Linked DNA regions of Homo sapiens: regions 1, 2, 3, 4, 6 and 7 are each linked to region 5. Evidence: chromatin contacts called from ENCODE Hi-C or POLR2A ChIA-PET data. All regions are on one chromosome and are shown on one strand. The core of a region is the stretch at or near the end of the contact, and the rest is flanking DNA. Distances in the headings are between cores, read along the strand shown. Region 1 holds the start of DMAC2 (distal membrane arm assembly component 2). Region 2 holds the start of GSK3A (glycogen synthase kinase 3 alpha). Region 3 holds the start of YIF1B (Yip1 interacting factor homolog B, membrane trafficking protein). Region 4 holds the start of HNRNPL (heterogeneous nuclear ribonucleoprotein L). Region 5 holds the start of AKT2 (AKT serine/threonine kinase 2). Region 6 holds the start of RABAC1 (Rab acceptor 1). Region 7 holds the start of PAK4 (p21 (RAC1) activated kinase 4).

Region 1 (3,345 bases), core at 835-3,334, 1.2 Mb before region 5:
CCCTGACCTCAGGTGATCTGCCCACCTCGGCCTCCCAAAGTGCTGGGATTACAGGCGTGAGCCAACGCGCCCAGCCCCAAGTCCCTTTTACCATAGAAAGTAACATAGTCACAGTGCCCAGGGATTCACAGGTATGGGGAGAGGGTTCGTTATTCAGCTGCCACACCCACCTTCCTAAACCTGCTGCCCTTCCAGTTTCCTCACGTGCACAGCCACGCCCGTCTGCTTTTAGTTTCTCAATCTGTTGGCTTAACCTTCAAAACAGGCCCAGGATTTGAGCACTTCTCACCATTCCCTCTGCCCCATCCCCATTCATCTCTTGCCTAGACTGCTACAGCAGCCTCTTTTACTGGTCCCCTGCATCCACCCTTGCCCTCTAAGGCAAGGGTCCCCAGTCCCTGGGCCAAGGACCAGTACCAGCCCCTCGCCTGCTAGGAACTGGGCCGCACAGCAAGAGATGAGCAGCGGGTAAGTGAGCATTACCGCCTGAGCTCCGCCTCCTGTCACATCAGCAGTGGCATTAGATTCTCATAGGAGGCAAACCCTATTGTGAACTGTGCGTGCGGGGGATCTAGGTTGCCTGCTCCTTATGAGAATCTAATGCCTGATGATCTCAGGTGGAACAGTTTCATCCCAAAACCATCCCCACCCCACCCCCGACCCCCAGTCTATGGAAAAATTGTCCTCCACGAAACCAGTCCCTGGTAACAAAACGGTTAGGGACCGCTGCTCTAAGGTACATTCTCCACCTGGCAGAAATAATCTTTACAAAATGTAAATCCGATTTTGACACTCCCTTCTTCCCACTGTGAATAGAATAAAACCCTACCAGGCCTGCACCGTCAGCCCCTGCCCACCTCTCAACCCAGTCTCCTATCTCTGTCTGCAAGCTGGTTCCCACCTCAAGGCCTCTCTGCTCTAGAGGCTACCTCTCCCTGCAGCGCTTTTCCCCTAGATCTTTGAATGGCTCTTTCCTTATCATTCACTTCTACTTCAATGTCACCTCTTCAGAGAGGCCTTTGCTGATGGCCCTACACCCAGTCACTTTTTTTTATCTGCTTCTCATCAAAATTGCCTTGCTGATTCCTTTGTTTCTTATTCATCCTCTCCCACATCCATCCTCTCCCAGCCCAGAATGTTGACTTCCTGAGAGAGGGACTGGGTCTGTCCTGCTCACCATGGTAACCTCGGCATCTAGAACAGTGCCTGCCATCACGTGGTAGGTGCTCAGTAAATATTCTTGGAACTAATGAATGAATAATTCTATCCACAAGACTTCACAATGGCTCTTCATGCTGCGATCTAGCTTTCAACTCCAAACTGGTCTTGAGATCTCACCTCAGTCTCTAACCTTGACATCTAACCTCTTCACCCACTCTCTTACCTGACCCTAATTTTTAAAAATGACGTGGTCAGCTTTTCAGCCCCCTCATTCCCTGTTTTTAGGAGGTAGTGAGTGGAAGCTGGAAGAATAAGAAAGCTTGGGGAGACTGCAATTGCAGTCAGGAAAGAAAGGTACTCTGCCGGGAAGAACACCCCATCTTCTCCTAGGGAAAGATTGTGGAGTCCTGGGGTTTGTTTTGTTTTTCAATTTTTTGTTTTAAGAGACAGCGTCTCGCTCTGTCACCCAGGCTGGAGTGCAGTGGCGCAATCACAGCTCACTGCAACTTCGACCTCCCCGGCTCAAGTGATCCCCCCGCCTCAGCCTCGTGAGTAGCTGGGACCACAGGCGTGCACCACCACGCCCGGCTAACATTTTATTTTTTGTGGATATAAGGTTGCCCTATTTCTTTGTGGAGATAAAGGCTCCCCTATGTTGCCCAGGCTGGTCTCGAACTCCTGGCTTCAAGCGATGCTTTCGCCTCGGCCTCCACAAAGTGCTGGGTTCACAGGTGCGTGAGCCCGACCTGTGTCTCGTTTTGAAGCTCAGGGAGAGGGCGCTGTGAGCAATCCCTAAACCCTTTAAGAGTAAAAAGTGCGTGCACCTTTAAGAGGACGGTTAGAAAACGCGGGGCGTGGCCACAGGAGAATAAGTTCGCGCTGAACCAGGAGCGTGGGATAAGACCGGCCCCTTCCGGTTACGAAACCTTAGCAAGATGGCGGCTCCCTGGGCGGTAAGTGACCGGAGTTCCTAGAGCCCCAAATTTGAAGTCCGCTCTACAGCCTCCGCATTCAGGGCCTCTGTTGGCGGCCACGAGAGCAGAAAGCCGTGAGGCAGCAGGCTAAGCCTGGCAAGCCCCGTACTGGGAGTGCAAACCTGTGGCTAGTGGGGGCCAGGAAGGATCTGTGAGGGTCGCAGGCGGAGGAGACGCTTTAGCGAGCGAGAGGAGGCAGGGACTTGGCTGAGAGTATCCAATGGGGATGAGGGAGTGGCTGCCGAAGAGCGACGCGACTAACCAATCAGAGGGAGGGATGACACAAGGAGCTAATGGACAGGCAAGGGTGGGGCCTGTAGGATAAGAGAGCTTGGAAGGGATTGTTCGAGGATGTGGGATTTGGTCTTAGAAGACCGAAGGATGAATGTAAGGAAAGTTAGTGGGAGATTGACGAATTTTTACAGAAAACTCAAAAGCATGATGGGTGGGGGAACCAAGAGGTCAATTTGGAGGTTCTAAGGGCATGATCTGGGTGAAATTAAGAGGAGAATTTGAGATATTCTTTCAGAGGATTTAAAATCAAGGAATGAATTTAGGGAAAATTAAAGAGGTTGGCAGCTTTAAACTTTTGAGGAAAATAAGGGTTTGGGTAAAATTATCGAGATAATTTGAAAAAAAAAAAGAATTTGGTTAAAGCAAAGAGAAATTGGGGTAGATTAAGAGGAGACCTTGAAAGCAAAATTGAAGAGTTTGGGGGCTTCTTCCCATTGGCCACACCCCTCGACTTTCTTACTCTCCTCTTCAAAGCTCATGCTTTTTATACCCTTCTCGGTTCAGGGGTGTCCAATCTTTTGGCTTCCCTGGGCCACGCTGTTCGAAGAAGAAGAATTGTCTTGGGCCACACATAAAATACACTAACCATAACTGATGAGCCAAAAAAAAAAAAAAAAAAATCACAAAAATATCCTCCTAATGTTTTAAGAAAGTTTGCATGTTTGTGTTGGGCTGCATGCAGGCGGCGGGTTGGACAAGCTTGGTTGGTTTTAGGGATTGCTCAGAGCACCCTCTCCTTGAGGTTTGGAGATAAGTTTTTAAGATTATATTCTGGGGAAAGAAAGAAGTCATTTGGGAAGACCCCAGCAGAAGAATTGGGTAATTAAGGGGCAAATCTGTGGAAAATTAAGAGGTCAAATAATGCAGGTTTTGAGTGATAAGGGTTTGGGGGAAAGTTAGAGGAAGAATTTAGGAA
Region 2 (3,305 bases), core at 443-2,942, 2.0 Mb before region 5:
AACATGGCGAAGCCCACCCCGCTACCCCCCACCACCCCAAAAAACAAACCAAACCAAATTAGCTGGGCGTGATGGTGCACGCCTGTAGTCCCACCTACATGGGAGGCTTAGGTGGGGGGATTGCTTGAGCCTGGGAGTTAGAGGCTGCAGTGACCTGTGATTGCGCCACTGCCCGCCAGCCTGGGCGGCAGAGCGAGACCCTGTCTCAAAACAAACCAAAAACTGAAAACTGAATGGTGGTTCAAGACAGGATTTTTTTTTTTTTGAGACGGAGTCTCACTCTTTTCGCCCAGACTGGAGTGCAGTGGCGCGATCTCGGCTCACTGCAACCTATGCCTCCCGGGTTCAAGCGATTCTCCTGCTTCAGCCTCCTGAGTAGCTGGTATTACAGGCGCCCGCCACCACACCCGGCTAATTTTTGTACTTTTAGTAGAGACGGGGGTTTCGCTATGTTGGCCAGGCTGGTCTCGAACTCCTGACCTCGGATGATCCGCCAGCCTCGGCCTCCCAAAGTGCTAGGATTACAGGCGTGAGCTACTGGCGCCCAGCCTGAGCCACAGCGCCAGGCCCAGAAATGACATTTCCGTCTTTTTAATGCTCCATTCAGCTTCCTGGTGCGAACCACATTGCTAGGAAAAGCTAGACTGTATCCGAAGACTAGTTAGTGTTCTGAGAAACCGCCGGGAACTTTGTTTCCCGAATCTTTGCAGAGTTGCGGTTAGAGAGGGGACATTTTTTCTTTCCTGATCTATGGTCACCTGGAACTTAAAGGTGCTTGGATCCATTTTCCAGCAGTCCTTGATCGACCTCGGCTCTTTCTTAAAGAAGGACCTGGGGGCGAGGAAGGAGGCGCTGAAACACTTTTAAGTCTCTCCAGGGAACTGCCGCAGTCTCTAACCTTTCGTTCACACGCCCCTGATGGTGGCCATTGGACTTCGCTTCCCGGCAAGCCTCCGCAGACTGGCCTCACAGAGGGTCAGGTCTGGACTATTCCCCAGCATGCTTGGAGCTCATGGGCGATCCCGCCCCCTCAGTCAATGGGGAGGATACGTCGAACTCCATTTCCCAGAACACACCAGGGCTCGCTGTGGCAACTGCACTGAGGCCTTGGTGCTGACTACACTTCCCGGCAGGGACTGCGGCCCAGCGTACCTGGAAAGAGGAGCGCGTAAACCTACTCCATTTCCTCGCCCATCTCCGGAACTGCAGTATCCACCTGGGGCTTAAAAACCACCTGAGACTCCATTTCCCGGCGTGCTTTAAAAATCGCTTTACACCTGCAATGCGGTGAGGGCGTGGCGACGACTCCATTTCCCGGCTTGCCTCACGGCCCGAGACCCGCAGGTTCACGCGGGCCGACTCAATTTCCCAGAGCGCACCGAGCTCTGGGAGGCATACACAGCTAATAGACTGAGTGAGTGGACTCCGTTTCCCAGCGTGCATCAGGCTCTCTGCTTCCTAAAGTGCTTCAGGGCTCCCCGTCGTACAGTCGGCTGACAGATTACCCTGGACTCCATTTCCCGACGTACAGCGTGACCCGTCATTCCCGCCCATCATTCCCGCGGTCTACTCTGAGGCTTTTGTGGACTTCATTTCCCGGCGTGCCACGCGGCTCTCTGTGCGGGCCGAGGGCGGTGACGGCGGCGCGGACGACAGCCGGACTGCATCTCCCGGCGTGCCCCGCGGCGGGCGCTGGGCCGGAGCCGGAGCCCAAGCCAGAGCGGCGCGGCCTGGAAGAGGCCAGGGCCCGGGGGAGGCGGCGGCAGCGGCGGCGGCTGGGGCAGCCCGGGCAGCCCGAGCCCCGCAGCCTGGGCCTGTGCTCGGCGCCATGAGCGGCGGCGGGCCTTCGGGAGGCGGCCCTGGGGGCTCGGGCAGGGCGCGGACTAGCTCGTTCGCGGAGCCCGGCGGCGGAGGCGGAGGAGGCGGCGGCGGCCCCGGAGGCTCGGCCTCCGGCCCAGGCGGCACCGGCGGCGGAAAGGCATCTGTCGGGGCCATGGGTGGGGGCGTCGGGGCCTCGAGCTCCGGGGGTGGACCCGGCGGCAGCGGCGGAGGAGGCAGCGGAGGCCCCGGCGCAGGCACTAGCTTCCCGCCGCCCGGGGTGAAGCTGGGCCGTGAGTACTAGTGGCGCCCGTGTAGGGTGGTGATTAGGGTTCCCAAAGCTCCTCAGACATCCATCAGATTCTTTCATGTGCTTAGATAGGAGCTCGAGGTCACTGTGCCTCCCCATACCGGGGATCCGAGCCCTCTTCCTCCCAGGAAAAGGAGTCTTGGGGTTACCATCTCTTGGAGATCAGAATTACTCGTGGATCAGAATTACTAACACTTAAAGAAACGGGTTACAAGTCTCTGTTCTTCCATTATTGAGGTCTTGGGTCCTTGAGCCTTAAGAACAGGTATCTGATGTTGCTATTCATTATAATATTGGATCAGAGGTCACAGTCGCTTGCAAATGGGGATCTAGGGTTATTGTCTCCTAAGAGAACAAGAATAAGACCAACCCCGAAAAAGAGGGATCTGCATTCCCTGTCCTTCAGAAGATGGGGATTTGGAGCGAATATCACTTAGAAGCAGGGCTTTGAGGTTACTGTGTTTTGTCCCCAAAGAATAGGGCCAGGCTTTCCAAACCTGGTACTCAGATCATCTTCCCTATTAAAACCAAGACCTGGCATCATTACCCACCCTAAATCTTGTTGAGCTGTACTGCCAATGGTGAGAATTAATAGTTACTGCCTTTTAGATATAAAGACATTGGGAGTCAGCATATCCTTCAAACCAAGTCCATAGTCCATGTTTTAAAATACATGGCTTGGTGTGTCTCCTTTAACAAAAATGGAATGGAGCAGGGTAGGTCACAGTTTCCTACAGAATATGGATCTAAGGTTATACTTTTTTAATAATTGTTCTAAGGTATGGTGTCATTGGCTCTGAAAAAAAAAAGTGATGTAGGGTTATCTCCCTCTGAAAGAACTTGTCACTGGCCCCTCAAAATGGATTTGGTGGCCGGGCGCGGTGGCTCACGCCTGTAATCCCAGCACTTTGGGAGGCTGAGGTGGGCGGATCACCTGCGGTCAGGAGTTCGAGACCAGCCTGGCCAACTGGTGGAACCCTGTCTCTACTAAAAATATAAAAAATTAGCTGGGCGTGGTGGCGGGCGCCTGTAATCCCAGCTTCTCGGGAGGCTGAGGCAGGAGAATCGCTTGAACCCAGCAGGCGGAGGTTGCAGTGAGTCGAGATCGTGCCACTGCACTCCAGCTGGGCAACGAGAGCGAAACTGTGTCTCAAAAAAAAAAACAAAAAAATGGATT
Region 3 (3,236 bases), core at 116-2,615, 2.0 Mb after region 5:
GACATCCTTCCGGATGCGCTATCGCTGCGCAGAAGTAACTTCCACCACTATGTTTTCCTGAGATAAGTCGGGGAGTCTGAGAGGGAGAGAAGGGGGGAGACTGAGAGTCAGAGAGAGGAGAGACTAAGGACGCTAGGTGGGCAGGGCTCTTCACTTGCAGGTGCGCCTGTGTGCTGTGAGTTGCTGGGGGTTGTAGAATGCTTTTGGTGGACAGAGGGAACCAGGTTGCAATGTGAGAACATTTTTATGAATTTCTGGGAAACTGCCTTAAGATCTATTCCAAGAGAGACACCTGGTTCTTCTCACCTAACTTGTTGGGTTTCCTTTTCTCACTCTAAATATTCACTTTAAGGCCGGGCACTGTGGCTCATGTCTGTAATCCTAATGCTTTAGGAGGCTGAAGCAGGAGGATGGCTTGAGCCCAGGAATTCGAGACCAGCCTGGGCAACATAGCAAGATCCTGTTTTGACAAAAAATTTAAAAATTAGCTGGGCATGGTGGTGCATGCCTGTGGTGCCAGTTACTGGGGAGGCTGAGGCAGGAGGATCACTTGAGCTCAGGGGGTCCGAGGCAGCCTGGAAAACAGAGGAAGACCCTGTCTCAAAATAAATAAATATTTACTTTAATACCTAAGGGATGTCAAAAATTGTATAAGCCCCTACAACTCCAATTAGCCCCTCAGGAACACAAATGTTTCTCTTTTCCTTGCTCCACAGCCTTTTCTGGCTCTCCAGTGCTCTCAATGACCCAAACTGAACGGCTGTCTGCAGAGAACTGCATTTCCCATCGACCTTTTCGCTCGATATTTACATTTTAAAAAATGTTTTGTAGCGATGGAGATCTCGCTGTTGCCCAGGCTGGTCTCGAACTCCTGGGCTCAAGCGATCCTCAGCCTTCCAAAGTGCTGAGATTACAGGCGTTAAGCCACTGAGCCTGGCTAAATTAAAAAAAAAAAAAATTGTAGGGATGGGGCGGGGCGAGGGTCACTATGTTGCTCAGGCTAGTCTCGAATCCCTGGGCTGAAGCAATCCTCCCGCCTCGGCCTCCCAAAGTGCTGGAGTTAGGGGCGTGAGCCCCGGCAAGGGGCAGACACTCATTTTCTGTCGTGGCAGACACCGCCTCCTCCTGGGATTGGTCCCGGCCTCGCCCTCCTGCCACTCAGGCCTTGACTCGCTTTACTGCATGAGCCCAGTAGCCCAGTCTCCGCCTCTTACGTAAGGCACCGCCCAGTCGTCCAGGCCTCCGTGAAGGGGGGGGCTGGAGGGGTCGGGGGGGTGGGGGCGAGGCCTTCCCTCAATCCTGACGTCCATTGGCTGTCTCTTCGCCGGCGGGGCGTGGGTACGGGAGCCGGGCGGGCACGCTCCGAACCGCGGCTTAGGTGGCGGCGGCGAAGGATGCACCCGGCAGGCTTGGCGGCGGCGGCTGCGGGGACGCCCCGGCTGCGTAAGTGGCGTACGTGGCCGGCGGAGGAGATCGGGCGGGCGGGGGCGTGGCGGGGCGGCCGCGTCGGTTGGCGAGGTCACTGCAGGTCAGAGGTCACGAGATCAAGGATCTGGAACCCTGAGGTGTGCACAGCGCTGGGATGCCAGGTTCGGGTAGGAGGCCCCTTGGGGGGCGATTCTTTAGGAAATTCCTTTAGAAGAAAACAACTTGGGACTGGATAGCGTGCGATATGCAGAGAAATGCAACTTTCATTCATTTGCAGTTAGCGATCCGCCCTTCCCTGCTCCCCACCCTTCCGTGGCTCCCCAGTACCCGCCTGCTGTCGCCCACACCCTTAGGACAGCTTCGTGGCCCCCCGGGAGCGCAGAGGGCCATGCCTACCGCTCATTTAAGAAGCGAACCTGTATTGTGCTGTTGGCCCCCTTTTCCTGTCTCTTCATCTCCGTGAGTGTGCTGTGTGTTTCATTTATTCATTCAACCTAACTTGTCTCAACTCCCATGTGTCAGGCCCTGTGTTGGGATGGAGATGTTGTGGGAGCCCTGAGGAGGCACATGACCCAGCCTAGGGGTGTCAGTGAAGCTTCCTGGAAGAGGATACTTCTTTTTCTTTTTTTTTTTTTTTTGAGACCTAGTTTTGTTCTTGTTGCCAAGGCTGGAGTGCAATGGCGCGATCTCAGGTCACCGCAACCTCCGCCTCCCGGGTTCAAGCGATTCTCCTGCCTCAGCCTCCCAAGTAGCTGGGATTACAGGCGCAGGCCACCACGCCCGGGGTGGTATAGACGGGGTTTCTCCATGTTGGTCAAGCTGGTCTCAAACTCCCGACCTCAGGTGATCCGCCCGCCTAGGCCTCCCAAAGTGCTGGGATTACAGGCGTGAGCCACCGCACCCGGCATGGAAGAGGATAATTCTGATCATGAAAAGTTACCCAGGAGAAGGAGATTTGTAGTGAGAGGGCAGGCTGGGCGTGCTGGCCTACACCTATAATCTCAGCACTTTGGGAGGTCGAGGTGGGCGAATCACTTGGGGCCAGGAGTTGGAGACCAGCTTGGGTAACAGCAAAATCCTATCTCTAATAAAAGTACACAAAATTAGCCGGGTGTGGTGGCGAGCACCTGTAATCCCGGCTACTTGGGAGTCTGAGGCTTGAGAATCACTTGAACCCAGGAGGCAGAGGTTGCACTGAGGCGAGATTGCACCAGCCTGGGCGACAGAGCAAGACTTCGCCTCAAAAAAAAAAAAAAAAAAAAAAAAAGAGGGTGATCCACCTGCCTTGGCCTCCCAAAGTGCTGGGATCACAGGCATGAGTCACGGTGCCCAGCCAACCAGCCTGGCCAACATGATGAAACCCCATCTCTACTAAAAATGCAAAAAAATTAGGTTGGGCGCAGTGGTTCACACCTATAATCCCAGGATTTTGGGAGGCCGAGGTGGGAGGATCACGAGGTCAGGAGTTCGAGACCAGCCTGGCCAACATGGTGAGACCCCATCTCTACTAAAAATAGAAAATTTAGCTGGGCGTGGTGGTGTGCGCCTGTAGTCCCAGCTACTCAGGAGGCTGAAGCAGAAGAATTGCTTGAACCTGGGAGGTGGAGGGTGCAGTGGGCCGAGATTTCACCACTGCACTCCAGCCTGGGTGACAGAGTGAGACTCCATCTCAAAAAAAAAAAAAAAAAAAATTAGCCGGGCGTGGTGGCGCGCACCTGTAATTCCAGCTACTCGGGCGGCTGAGGCAGGAGAATCGCTTGAACCCAGGATGCGGAGGTTGCAGTGAGCCAAGATTGCGCCATTGCACT
Region 4 (3,095 bases), core at 397-2,896, 1.4 Mb after region 5:
CCACCACACACGGCCTCCATTTCAAACTTAGTTTCCACCCGGACCTCAACTCGAAATCCCCCATCAGCCGGGCAGAAAGGTCCTGGAGCACTTTTGGGGCGTCCGCCGCGTTTCTCACGACGCTAGCTTCGCTTTTATTTCTTTTCCCCCCTTTGGCGATATCGTCACTTGCCAATAGCTTCGCTAAGGTGTTCCCCCCCACACCCTGCGCGGGCAGCCCCATAATGTTAAATGCCGTAGGACGGGATCCCGGGTTAATCCCCGTTTGACCCCGCTGCCTGCGCGTGATAACTGGGGCGCGCTCCTCTCCACCCCCCAGGCTCCGCCAGTTGGGCTTCGCCGGAGTCTGGAGATACCCTCCGACATTCTCTTGGTGCAGTGCGGGTGGTCTTACCCCGCCCTTGAGGAAGAAAGGCCCGACGCAGGCACAGATCACAAGAACGCCTCCCCTGTGCAGGGGGCTTGCACTGTGCCAGGTGCTGTACTGGGCGCTTGGTAGGTGGCCACCCTCTCCAGGGTCGGGGCCAGGACCTCCTGTGGTGCTCAGAGGGGTCGAGCTGTCAGGTGAAAACCACTGGCCCGAGTTATGGCTTTGAAGGGAATCCTGGGGGTCTGGGATGGCAGGGACCTGTTAATTTAGATCGCACGGACAAGATGACTTGGCCCTTAGCTCCTGCAGGAGGGGTAGTGGACTATTGCAGGTGGAAGGGACTGCATGGGCACACATGGAGAGTGCGCGGAAGAGCCTTCTCCCAAGGGAAACTGAAAGGGGTTGCGGCTGAATTTAGAACTGGACAGGGTCCGAAGACAGTCGGCAGCAGCGAGTGGTTTTCTACTGAGGAAAAGGCTCAGATTTGGGATTTTAACAATTCCTCCTAGAGGTAGAAATGAACACGGTATAGTGATGGCGACAGAGATACCCTGGGAGTTCCTGTCAATCTTGGTCTAGCCTTCCGGCGCACACACAGCGGTCGCTCCATAAGGGGGCCCCGCCTCTGGGCGGTGCCTGAAAGCGTATTTGCGCATGCGTTCTCGCCTTCGCTCGTTTCGTATACTGCACCAAAGAGCGCCTACCCTGGGGCGGGGCTCCCCATTTCATCCAATCAGAGCGTATCAACAGTCCTACCATCTGGTGAGAGGGTGCGCTCCACTCTCCATTGACCAATCAGTGGAGACGCAGAAGAATGGGCATCTGTAACCACCACTGGAGAGAGACCAAAAAAGGGCGGGGCTTCCTTGTCTCCTTGCGAAGTGGCGCGGGAAGGTCGTCATTGTGACTGGTGCTGACGGATTAGCGAGGAGACCAATGAAAGTGGGAGGGAGGCGGAGATTCTTGGGAGGTTTAGAGCGCCGTTCCTATCAGGTGCTTTTAGGGAGGCCAGCAGCGCCAGAAATCCGACCTATCAAATTGGATTTTATTTTAAGGCGGCGGGGTCGACGGAAAGACTGGCAGAAAGCGACCACCTATAAGGAGTGTCTCAGACAAACAAGGGCGGGCCCTCCTGCAGAACGGCGTGGGCAATGTCCAATAAGCGCGCAAGGCGTGTGGCGGCCTACCCTCCCCCCGCGGCGGGACCAGTGGCTCCCCCTATCGGGTGGGGGCGGCGGGTGACGGGCGTGTCCCTCCCCCAATGAGAGGCGGGGGGAGGCGGGTTCTGCGCCGCCATGTCGCGGAGGCTGCTGCCCCGGGCGGAGAAGCGGCGTCGGCGGCTGGAGCAGAGGCAGCAGCCGGACGAGCAGCGGAGGCGGTCGGGAGCGATGGTGAAGATGGCGGCGGCGGGCGGCGGAGGCGGCGGTGGCCGCTACTACGGCGGCGGCAGTGAGGGCGGCCGGGCCCCTAAGCGGCTCAAGACTGACAACGCCGGCGACCAGCACGGAGGCGGCGGCGGTGGCGGTGGAGGAGCCGGGGCGGCGGGCGGCGGCGGCGGTGGGGTGAGGCCAGGGCCCTAGGCGCTGGGAAGGCCGGGAACTGGGGGACAATTTCCCAGCTTGAGGGCATTTTATTTTTTGAGGGGGGCCTCTGCGCACGCGCCCAGGCCATCGCGTCGTTGACGGTGTGGGGGAGGGGCGGCCGTTGGGCAAACGGCGGGGTTTGCGCGAGGACAGGCGCCTGCGCGTGCGCGGGGTCCGGAGCGGGGTGTGGGGGAGCGCAGAGGAAGTAGCTCGTGAGGCGAATGGCCCAGTGCGCAGGCGCCGCGGGCTGGCGTGTGGGGGCCGGGCACGCGGCCCGGCCGGTTTTTTTCCCCTTTATCATTTTCTTCGCTGGCTCCATGCGCAGGCGCAGTGTTCCCGCCCGGCCTCGTGGGCGGTTAGGGGAGCGCCTGGTGAGCGGGAACGGGTGGGCGGCGGCCTTGTTCTCTAGAGTGGGGAATTCCGTCTGATGGCAGCTTAATCTCTAAGGCCCAGCCTTGTGTCTATACAGAAATGGATGTGTTTGAGCCTAGATGCTCTCATTTTTGTAGGCATTGAAAATGGGAAGAGGACTTGTGAAATGCACTTTTAGCCTTTTAGGAGTTGAGCGAAGCCTTGAAACCATCACAAGTTTGCTTACAGTTTCCGGGGATTCACTGGGTACCGAGGATTTGATAAACCAAACTATTTCCTGGCCATGTTGGAAGCATTTCGACCCCCTGTAATCAGTCCCTCCGAAAACACCAGTCGTTGCTTTTGGAGTGGGGCCCAGTCCCCACTCTTTCCAAAATCTTGAAGTCTTACAGGGCCGCCTATTTGCAGGGTTTTCCAGGGTTTAGGGGTTACGAGTTGCTAGCGTTTTAATCTTGGCCTTGTCCCACACATTTTAAAGACATCTTAATTGAAAATCCTTAACGCTTCCTGAGGTTGGGGGAGATACTGGGATTCCCGATTTACAAAGGAGGAAATGGGCCAGGAGAGAGATGAGATGAGGTGAATTACTGTAGGTGGCACAGCTAGTGAGGGGCAGGGCTGGAGTTAGAACTCCCATTTGTGGGAGCTGCTAACCTGGCGGGAGTGCCTCACCCTGTGGTTCGCGTGGATCGCTCCTGAAATAGAATCCAATTCTACCCACCTTCCACGCACTTCTGCCCAGTGATTCTCAGACAGGGGGCCGGCCCCAG
Region 5 (3,082 bases), core at 158-2,657:
GCTAGAAACCAAATAAGAAAGGGCTAGTTCCAGCATTAGGTTTACGTCTCAGAAAACGAAAGCCGAACCCTCAGCAGGATTTGCCTGAAACACTCTCACAGACTGAGGTGGACCCAGGATTCAACTCTCAGTCAGGCATTTTTCTCACTTACCAATGCATACAATTGCCAAGTTATATGGCATACTGGAACCCAAATTCAGGAGGCAGCACAATCCCCTATGAGAGAGGAGGGGCTGGGAGCCAGATGTCTCACAGCTGTCCAGTATACTAGCTAATATACGGATTAGGATCTGTGCAAAGCTCTTTTCTTGCAGGGTCATTTTTTTTCTTTTTTCTTTCTTTTCTTTTTTTTTTTTTTTTTTGAGACGGAGACTTGCACTGTCGCCCGGGCCGGAGTGCAATGGCATGATCTCGGCTCACTGAAACCTCTGCCTCCCGGGTTCACGCGATTCTCCTGCCTCAAGCCTCCCAAGTAGTTGGGATTACAGGCACACACCGACATGCCCGGCTTTTTTTTTTTTTTTTGTATTTTGAGTAGAGACGGGGTTTCACTATGTTGGCCAGGCTGTCTCGAACTCCTGACCTCATGATCCGTCTGCCTTGGCCTCCCCAAGTGCTAGGATTACAGGAGTGAGCCACCGCGCCCGGCCGCAGGGTGATTTTAAGGCCTTTATGGGCCCAAGTTGCATTATAAAATGTTATATCCCAGATTCACTGGAATATGTACGATGAGAGCAGGTGGCATTAATATCTTGCAGTAATGAACTAATTGGTAAAAACCGTTTTGTTTACATTAAAATGGTTCAAAAGCCAGCGACACAGCGATGATTGTTTCCATTTAGCAGATGTGGATACTGAGGCACAGAAAACGGTCAAGCCTTCTGCCCACAGTCACCAGAAAGGAGGAAATTCAAGTCTGGGGTTGTGTGGCTTCAGAGCCTGAGCTCAACCATGACGAGCACACTGAAAAGGAAACCCCTCCTAACTAACTCCCGCTCCGGGGTCCTTTAAGAGCGTCAGAACCCAGAACTGAGTAAAACAAGATCAAAGCGTATGTAAATACGGACTAGGGGCTGCCGGGAAATAATCACTACGGCTAGGCCCTAGGGAAAGCAGACGTCGGAGTCCTAGTGCGCCTGCGTAGCCCCATCTCGCCTTTCCGCCCCACGGCCTAGCGAGGCCCATCTCTAACCCACACAGGCCCAAAGTTGTCTAATGTGCGCAGGCGCCCTGCTGTGAGCCCGCCTCCTTCTCTGCCCTGCTCTTGCGCTCTCGCTCTCTCAGAGTTCGTCTCTGGCTCTTTGTACGTCACTTCCTGTTTGTGGCGCGAGAGGGCGGTATTTCCGTCCAGAGGGTGGGAGGGGGCGGTAAGCGGGGGCTGGGGGGAGGGGGCGGGGGGGGCCGCGCCGTGCTAGCCGTTGGGCCTGCCTCGGAGGAGGCGTCGCCGCCGCCGCTGCCGCTGCCGGCGCCGTTGCCGCTGCCGGGAAACACAAGGAAAGGGAACCAGCGCAGCGTGGCGATGGGCGGGGGTAGAGCCCCGCCGGAGAGGCTGGGCGGCTGCCGGTGACAGGTGAGTGCGCCAGCGCGTGTCCCCGAACGCCCCCCCCACGATGGTCGCGTCCGGGCCCCCCGCGGTGCCGCGATGGGCTGTACCACCCGTGCCCGGCGGGGGGACCGCGGCCCTCGAGCCCCTCCTTCAGGAGCTGAGTGGGGGTGGCCGAGCGGGGGCGGTGGGACCAGCCTCGGGGGGCCGGGGCGGTGGCGGCGGGCCATACCACTGAGGCGGTGGGGGGAGCGCTGCAAGTTTGCGGGACGGGGAGCGCAGGCCGCAGCGTGCGCGGGCCGGGGGCTGGACCTTTCGGGCGCGGCGGGCAGATCGAGCCTGGCGTGCGCGGGCTAAGCTATCGAGGGGGCGCGCCGCATCAAGTGTAGAGGGCTGTACCTTTTTGGCGCTGTGGAAGCCGTTGCTGTGCTGTATTTACAGGGGTGGGGGCTTCTGGGGAGGATGCTTCCCCAACTGTGGCTGGGTTATATCACCACGGCGTTGGGGGAGCCCTGCTTAGAACGTAGGGGAACCCAAATCAGAGGACTGTGATGTTTGTGATCTTTAAGGGACTGGGACGGGGCGGGACAGGCCCTAGTGGGTTTTAGGGGCGTATTTTGGGAGGACTGTGATGCCGATTGGTGAGGAGGGGTTTCTGTTTCCTGTATTTGACGTGTGTGGCGTTGGGGGTTTACACTGATCTCAGCCTTTATTGAACTTCTTAACGACTCTGGAGGGAACGTCATGGTTACTGGGGTGCTTTGGACCATGGAGGTGCTGCTCTGGATTCCATTACCCTCTCAGATTATTTACCAGGCAGTAACAGTTCTTTCCTTCCATAGGGGAGGGAGGAAAGCTGTGTTAGAAGTCACTGAAGTTGTCTGAGCCTTAACATTCTGAAGAGGAAGAGGGATTGGGCTTGGATTTGAGGAGCCGTGCCCCTGCACCCGCTTGTTAAAACTTGGGAGGAAGGAGTGTTTGGGGGAACACCTCTTCCCCCCAGGGAAGCTCTCTGGGGGCATCTTGATCTTGGGATTGTGAGGACCTCTTCCTCTCATTTGGAGACCTCTTGGGGCTCAGCAAGACGCCTGGGCTGGAGTAACTAGAGCCTCCAATGGGCTGCTTTTCAACTTCATCCACTCCTACCTTCCCAGAGAAGCAGCAGGAGTTCACTCGTGGGCTGAACTTGGTTGGCAGTGGATGTGAAGGGTCCAGGAACCAACGCAGACCACTACATGCTCCTCTGTCGCTGGCCACGAAGCTGTTTGTGTCTCCCAGTTACCAGCTCGGTCACACATCATGTTTACACTCCCCACCAAGGCAGTAACAGTTGGCCTTGCAGTGAGGCCGGGAGCTGTTTTCCCAGCTGTTCCTCTTTGCATAGGCCAAGGGGACTTGGAGTGGGGGTGCCCCTGGCCCAGCCTGGCCCAGGGAGGAAGGCTGCTCTGAAGGGCTTGGGACAGTCAGATCCCCCATGGATCTGGTGTCTTATTGTGGTCTGTGGGCTGGTGCTGGGAGCAGCCAGCCCCAGAGGTCTG
Region 6 (3,014 bases), core at 3-2,502, 1.7 Mb before region 5:
ACTTAAAAAAATTTTCAAAAAAAAAAAGGTCACCTGGTTATCCCATATAGATATTTTCCTTCCAGCCCCACCCAGCTGCTTTGGAAAATTAGGATCCCAGTCTGCTTAAGGGAGCCCAGGCTTCCCTATACTTCCACACACATTTCTTGAGGCCCTGTTCTGGTTCACCCCATTAGAATTCAATTAGAATTCCAGCCCTGTGGGCCAGGCACAATGGCTCACGCCTGTAATCCCAGCACTTTGAGAGGCTGAGACAGGAAGATCACGAGGTCAGGAGTACGAGACCAGCCTGGCCAACATGGTGAAACCCCGTCTCTACTAAAAAAATACAAAAATTAGCTGGGCGTGGTGGCGGGCGCCTGTAATCCCAGCTACTCTGGAGGCTGAGGCAGGAGAATCGCTTGAACCCAGGAGGCAGAGGTTGCAGTGAGCCGAGATTGCGCCATTGCACTCCAGCCTGGGCAACAAGAGCGAGACTCCATTTCAAAAAAGCCCACAAAACTTCTCAACCTTTTGTCTTTCCCAACTTCACTCCCTTCTCTCCAAAGGTGTGTGTGGCGGGGTCGGAGGTGTCCCTAGCCCCAACTCATTCATCTTTGGGACTCCACAAGGTGGGGCAGGGGGCAACCTCAGATACCCCTCCAGCAACCATGGCCCCCTCACTAGCCTCAATCTCTTGAGGAAGGAATCAATTCCCACAAATTATCTAAATCTTTCTACTCAAAATGTAGTCCATGGACCAGGGGCATCAGCATCACCTGGGAACTCAGAAATGGAAATTATGGGCTCCACCCCAGACTTGCTGAATGAAAACATCTGGGCTAGGGCCCAGGAATCTGTTTTAGCAAGCCCTCCAGGTGTTTTTTTATGCCCTCTAGAGTCAGAAGGACAGCTCTGCACGGTCCCCATTGTGCCTTCCCTGGGAGAGTACACAACGCCCGCTTCTGCCGTTAGAGTTCCCATAACGCCCTCGCTCCTGACAGCCCACATGCACCCTCCTGAAACTACAACTCCTATAATACCCAGAGGCGCGCGCCGTCACTTTCTGGGATTATATCTCCCAAGGTGTTTTGCGAGTCAGACCGCCATCATAGCGCCCATCCTCTTAGTCACCGTCAGGACTACAACTCCCACAATACTCGGCGGCAGAACTACAGTCCCCAGCTGCTCCGGGGCTGCGCCACGTCGACTCCGCTGGGTGGGGCCGGCGTCGGGCGGGGCCGGCGGGGTCTTCAGGGTACCGGGCTGGTTACAGCAGCTCTACCCCTCACGACGCAGACATGGCAGCGCAGAAGGACCAGCAGAAAGATGCCGAGGCGGAAGGGCTGAGCGGCACGTGAGCGAGCTGGCTCTAGGCCCTCGGACCAGAGACCCGGGAGTCCGGGCCCCCGGCCCCCTCCTCCCTCCTCCCTCGAGAGCCTGGAGTCCCAGCCCCGAGCCGCAGAAGTGTTGGCCCCGGTCTCCTCTAATGGGACCCTGGAGTCTGGGCCCCTAGTCCCCTCCCTGCCTGCTGTACAGGAATCTGGGGTCCCGGGAGGGAGTCCAGGCACCCTTAGTCCCCTTCTTTTGCGGGGGTCTGGGGCTCCATCCCGGTCCACCACTGACCCGGCCCCACCCCCCGCAGGACCCTGCTGCCGAAGCTGATTCCCTCCGGTGCAGGCCGGGAGTGGCTGGAGCGGCGCCGCGCGACCATCCGGCCCTGGAGCACCTTCGTGGACCAGCAGCGCTTCTCACGGCCCCGCAACCTGGGAGAGCTGTGCCAGCGCCTCGTACGCAACGTGGAGTACTACCAGAGCAACTATGTGTTCGTGTTCCTGGGCCTCATCCTGTACTGTGTGTGAGTGCCTCCCGGGCCCCGCACCCGCACTAGCCCCGACCGGCTGGACCCCTCCTCTCGCCGCTCAGGCCCCGCCCTTCACCGCCCGGTCCCTCCTCTCACCGCCCAGGGCCCTCTTCTCACCGCCCAGGCCCCGCCCCCAAGGATTGGCTCTGCTAGACTACCTTGTCACCAAAGGGCCAGGTCCCCTACCCCACCATCACCCTGGCCAGGATGCAGTGTGACTAAATGTCACCTGGCCCTCCCTGGTCTCCAGGATGTAGCTTGCCGCCCGCCGGTGGAGAAGGCCAGGGCCGTCGGGCTGGCCCAGCCCCAGCTGTCTAACCGCTGCCTCCCTGCACTCCTCCTCCAGGGTGACGTCCCCTATGTTGCTGGTGGCTCTGGCTGTCTTTTTCGGCGCCTGTTACATTCTCTATCTGCGCACCTTGGAGTCCAAGCTTGTGCTCTTTGGTGAGAAACCCCCTGCCCAGATGAATCCTTGGTCCCTCAAATCTTGGTCTTTTGGAATGCAGACAGACCTCAGACCCCAAATCCAAGTCCTTCAAAACCCAAGTCCGCCCAAGCCTAGATGTACACTAGATCCCCCAAACCTGATCCCTTAAAATCTCAGACACAACCGATCCTTCCATCGAGTCTCAGCCCCCTCAAATTGCTATTCCTCAAACCCAGGATCCACCTGGCTGCTGTGCCTTAAACCTACTCCTTTTCAAACCACATGACTCCTCCCCTCTCTCTCCTCCCCTTGCCGCTCTCTGCGGCCAACATCAGCTGCAGGTGCCCACACTGGACACCAGGTGGCCACCTTACACTGGCCTAGATCTGTTCCCGTTTCTTTTCCTGCTTTCTGGGGTGTGACCAGAAAGAACTTGGAACTTAGAGAGGGAAGCCGAGGAGTATGTTTCATGTGGTTCCCAGACTAGTAGTACCAAGGACCACTGGGAAAACAAAATGCCAGGGGAAATTCCCCCCAGGGGAAAATCAAGGTTTGGAGTGGGGTCAGGGAGTTGGGATTGGACAGTTAGGTAGACCTGAAGGCCAGGCTCTTCAGGGGCCTGCAAGTTATGTGCTTGATGGGCTGGGGTGGAGGGAGTGCCTGAAGCACAGGCACGACTTGGCTTCAGCTGATCACCGTCACCAGAGCATGTAGACCCCATCCCTGAGACTTCTATGAGAAGCC
Region 7 (3,507 bases), core at 592-3,091, 1.2 Mb after region 5:
TGCCACACTCCCAGCACCCGGCACAGTGCCCAACAGTCAACCCCCAGCAATGTCACATCCTCTGCAGGCCAGGCAGGGCTTCAGTGGGGACCGAGGCAAGGAACCCCACAGAGCAATTCCACCATGCACCCTAATAATTAAGGTAAGGAGGGAGGTAAGGGCTGGTCAGATGAGAGAAAAAGAGCCTGCAGCAAGGCGAGCCAGGGTGGTCCCGGGCCAGCTGAGAGTGAGCGACCCGTCAGTGAGAGAGGGCAGGGTGGGGAAAGGATTCCCAGCAGAAGGAACAGGAAGGTCAAAGACCGGGCGGGAGGCATGGGCCTGGAGTTGGAGAACAGTAAAGGGGCTGGGGAGAAATGGGCAGAGCCATAAGAAGTGAGGTGGGAGTGACTAAGGACCACAGTGAGAGCTTAGGGTTTTAAGAACAGTGAACACCCCGCTCTGCCCAGGGTACCACCCAGGGACACTCTCCCCAGTCAGAAGCCCGTCGGACTCCCTTGCTCGGACTCCAGACCACCTACAAACACCCTACTCCCATAGGCTCACAGGAATCTTCCCTGCCAGATCACACCCTTCCAAGGAAACCAAGCAGACAATCCGATCCGCCCAGGGAGTGGCCCAGCCCTGCCCAGCCCCCTGCTTCCAGGAGAGACCTAATGGCTGGCAGCGGACAATGTGGCGACCAGGGGCAGGAGCCCTGGAATCACCCAGGCCCAGCTTCGATTCTAACTCTGCCTTCAGCAGAAGCTTCTGAGCCTCATTTTTCCCGTCTGTAAAGTAGGTTCATCTTGAGCACTCACTTCACAAGATTGCAGCAGGAGTGAAATACGACCGGGCACACAGGGCGTGGAGCACAGTGTGAGCCCTCATTAAACATTAACCGACATTATGATGATTTGAGAGGCGGTCGGCCAGAGCAGGGCTCTGGGCCAGAACTCCGGAGTTAGAATCCCAGCGCACAACTTATGCATCGGGTGACCTTGTGCAAATCACTTAACCTCTTAATACCAGGTTAAGACCCCCTAAGACTATAGTGAGGACTGAATAAGCTCATACAAGTAAAGCGTTAAAAAGAGGGTCTAGCCCATAGTGTTTCATGAGTGTTTGCCATTATTATTTGTGGGAGGGTTCCCCCTTCTCCTGTCACCAGGAAGCATCTCTGACCCGGCCCCCCCCCCCCCCCCCGTCCCCCGCAATACGCCCTCCTTGGGTTTTAATTTTTGACTCTGGGAAACAGCTGCCCCGCTGTCAGATTCTCACCTTTGTACCTTCTAGGCACGCCCCAGCTTTGAACCCCTAAAAGACGCCCCCGAACCTAAAACTCATTCATCTGCTCCGCTAGGGGCAGCTTTAAACCTCCAACCTGGCGCCCCTGGGGCTGTGACCTCTGACCCTCGTGGGGGCAGCCTTCCCTCAAATTATTAACTTTGACCCTGCCTTTTTTGAGACTCGCCCAGAACCCCTCGAACGCGCCCCCACTTCGAATTTCAAACTTTGCACTCCCCTTCGCCACGCCCCCTTCGCTGGTTTGATCTCCGACCTCCACTACAACTCCCTCCAGTCTGCGTTAACCCCCGACCCCTCGGACGCGACCCTTCCCTCCACCAGTGACCTTTGACCCCGGCGGCCCCGCCCCCCTCCTCGCGGAAACGCCGTCCCGCCGCCAGCGCCCGGCCCACCGCAAGCCCCTGGCCGGACCCCTTATCCTACCGGCTCGGCGCCGCAGTCGCTCGCGGCCTAACTGCTCGACCTGGAACTCCGCGCCCTCGCGCCTCCCTCAGCTCTCTTGCACCGCCACCACCGCGGACACTCCCGCCGCCATGTTGAATCCCCAACGAACATCCGGGGCTTTCCCCCCTCACCGCCCACCAGTCCCCATAGCAACGAGGCTGACCGGGCAGTGGGCAGGGCCAGTGCGGGGGCGGAGTCGGGCGCCTCTCAGGGCCCGCTCCAGCCTCCGATTGGTACAGAGCGTCCAATCGGAGACCTTCGGGCAGAAAATGCCAAGCGGGGATTGGAAATTTTGGAAAAGGTGCGGGAAGGCTGGCTCCCGGCCCACTGAGGTCCTTAAAGGGGAAATGACTGTTTTCGTGTGATACCGATTTTCTAACTTCCCCCCCAGAAGGAGTTAGGGGCTGGGAGAAAGTAATGAGTTAATGGGCAGAAACAGTTCTTAAGCACTTACTAGGAGGCAGGCACCGGGATAAGTGTTTTACTTGCATTTTCTCGCTGCATATACAACCCTGTGGTATAATATCATTAATACCCATTTTACAGATAAAGAAACAGAGGTTCAGAGGGTGAAATAGCTGGCTTAGCATCATAGAAAGAAGGTAATGAGTTTTGAACGCTGGTCTGTCTGAGCCCGGGAACCTGAGACTGTTTGCTCTTCAATTTTTAAATAAGTTTTTACGAAGTAATTGGTCAAAATATTGAAAACAAACAGCAGACATCTTCTTTAAAAATTTTTTTAAATTTTATTTTTACTTATTTATTTGTCTTGAGATAGAGTTTCGCTCTTGTTGCCCAGGCTGGAGTGCAATGGCGCGATCTCAGCTCACTGCAACCTCCGCCTCCCGGGTTCAAGAGATTCTCCTGCCTCAGCCTCCTGAGTAGCTGGAATTACAGGCGTCCACCACCACACCCAGCTAATTTTTTGTATTTTTAGTAGAGACAGCGTTTCACCATGTTGGCCAGGTCGAACTCCTGACCTCAGGTGATCTATCCGCCTCGGCCTCCCAGAGTGCTGGGATTACACGTGTGAGCCACCAAGCTGGCCTTTTTCTTTTATTTTTAAAGAGAGAGTTTTGTTGTGTTGGCCAGGCTGGTCTCGAACTCCTGGGCTCAAACTATACTCCTGCCTCGGCCTCCCAAAGTGCTGGGATTGCAGGCGTGAGCCACTGCGCCCGGCCAGACATCTCTCCTCCTGGATCTTATTCACTGGACTCCAGCCTTCATGCTGTTCCTGAACTCTTGTCAGGTGCGCTCTCACCTCACAGTCTTTGCACTGGTTGTTCCTCTGCCTGGAACATACTCTTCCCCCAGGTATCCTTATCTCTCCCTCCCTTTTTTCAGGGCTTTACACAGATGTCACTTTCTCTGTGAACTAATTCCCTCGCTCACCCTAAGGAAAGCAGCAAACATCCCTCTCACATACTACCAAACTCTGTCTGCTTTGTTCTTATTTCTCACTCCTAATTGTAGTTATTGCTTGTTGGTTGTCTCCTCTGCTGGAATGTCAGCCCCATGACAACATGGATTTCTGTCTTTGTTCACTGCTGCATTCCCAGTGCCCCAGCACTGTTGGCATGTAGATGCTCAGTAAACATTGGTGGAAGGGCTGTTTGAATGCGTGGTAATTCCACCCCTTCAGAGATACTCTTAAATGTTTGGTGCTTCTCCTCTGCCCCAGAACAGCCACATAGTAGGCATTTAATTAATTTCTACTAATGTCGGTGGCAACAATGAATGAATGATTGAATGATGAGTTAATTTTTCTTTATGTTTACC

What was found. A loop is a pair of places that touch in the nucleus more often than their neighbours do. ChIA-PET counts read pairs that join two places held with the same protein, here RNA polymerase II (POLR2A). Pooled maps may share reads with other maps.
Region 1: a pooled map shows a loop between it and region 5 (17-fold over the local background). The contact joins the promoter of DMAC2 here to the promoter of AKT2 in region 5. A Hi-C loop is called at or near these places in 7 of 50 pooled maps. POLR2A ChIA-PET finds 5 or more read pairs at or near these places in 2 of 52 experiments (activated T-cell and naive thymus-derived CD8-positive, alpha-beta T cell).
Region 2: a pooled map shows a loop between it and region 5 (16-fold over the local background). The contact joins the promoter of GSK3A here to the promoter of AKT2 in region 5. A Hi-C loop is called at or near these places in 6 of 50 pooled maps.
Region 3: a pooled map shows a loop between it and region 5 (8-fold over the local background). The contact joins the promoter of YIF1B here to the promoter of AKT2 in region 5. A Hi-C loop is called at or near these places in 1 of 50 pooled maps. POLR2A ChIA-PET finds 5 or more read pairs at or near these places in 2 of 52 experiments (HEK293 and activated CD8-positive, alpha-beta memory T cell).
Region 4: a loop to region 5 is called in a map of naive thymus-derived CD4-positive, alpha-beta T cell, with 14 times the contacts of the local background. The contact joins the promoter of HNRNPL here to the promoter of AKT2 in region 5. A Hi-C loop is called at or near these places in 2 of 168 maps with a recorded cell type or tissue (Right ventricle myocardium inferior and naive thymus-derived CD4-positive, alpha-beta T cell) and 7 of 50 pooled maps.
Region 6: a loop to region 5 is called in a pooled map, with 19 times the contacts of the local background. The contact joins the promoter of RABAC1 here to the promoter of AKT2 in region 5. A Hi-C loop is called at or near these places in 1 of 37 single-sample maps with no recorded cell type and 7 of 50 pooled maps. POLR2A ChIA-PET finds 5 or more read pairs at or near these places in 1 of 52 experiments (OCI-LY7).
Region 7: a loop to region 5 is called in a map of naive thymus-derived CD4-positive, alpha-beta T cell, with 6 times the contacts of the local background. The contact joins the promoter of PAK4 here to the promoter of AKT2 in region 5. A Hi-C loop is called at or near these places in 1 of 168 maps with a recorded cell type or tissue (naive thymus-derived CD4-positive, alpha-beta T cell) and 7 of 50 pooled maps.

The regions. Positions count from the first base shown.
Region 1 is chr19:41,438,651-41,441,995 of GRCh38, reverse strand. It overlaps DMAC2 (distal membrane arm assembly component 2), which reads left to right and starts at 2,084. Exons shown (of 6, transcript NM_018035.3): 1 at 2,084-2,114. The coding sequence starts at 2,097. RefSeq lists an enhancer at 2,180-2,349.
Region 2 is chr19:42,240,989-42,244,293 of GRCh38, reverse strand. GSK3A (glycogen synthase kinase 3 alpha) reads left to right here and starts at 1,692. Exons shown (of 11, transcript NM_019884.3): 1 at 1,692-2,111. The coding sequence starts at 1,829. RefSeq lists enhancers at 1-10, 1-406, 1,021-1,070, 407-1,201, 1,131-1,340 and silencers at 1,631-1,840, 1,871-2,150.
Region 3 is chr19:38,314,076-38,317,311 of GRCh38, reverse strand. YIF1B (Yip1 interacting factor homolog B, membrane trafficking protein) reads left to right here and starts at 1,365. Exons shown (of 8, transcript NM_001039672.3): 1 at 1,365-1,452. The coding sequence starts at 1,395. RefSeq lists a silencer at 1,041-1,530.
Region 4 is chr19:38,848,537-38,851,631 of GRCh38, reverse strand. HNRNPL (heterogeneous nuclear ribonucleoprotein L) reads left to right here and starts at 1,646. Exons shown (of 13, transcript NM_001533.3): 1 at 1,646-1,932. The coding sequence starts at 1,666. RefSeq lists enhancers at 869-938, 1,269-1,358, 1,509-2,446, 2,519-2,608, 2,447-3,095 and silencers at 1,509-1,768, 1,779-2,318.
Region 5 is chr19:40,283,670-40,286,751 of GRCh38, reverse strand. AKT2 (AKT serine/threonine kinase 2) reads left to right here and starts at 1,407. Exons shown (of 14, transcript NM_001626.6): 1 at 1,407-1,571. RefSeq lists enhancers at 255-1,086, 2,243-2,382 and a silencer at 1,373-1,872.
Region 6 is chr19:41,957,559-41,960,572 of GRCh38, reverse strand. RABAC1 (Rab acceptor 1) reads left to right here and starts at 1,252. Exons shown (of 5, transcript NM_006423.3): 1 at 1,252-1,336; 2 at 1,625-1,837; 3 at 2,190-2,287. The coding sequence starts at 1,281. RefSeq lists an enhancer at 875-1,164 and silencers at 1,275-1,524, 1,975-2,044.
Region 7 is chr19:39,124,120-39,127,626 of GRCh38, reverse strand. PAK4 (p21 (RAC1) activated kinase 4) reads right to left here and starts at 1,841. Exons shown (of 10, transcript NM_005884.5): 1 at 1,708-1,841.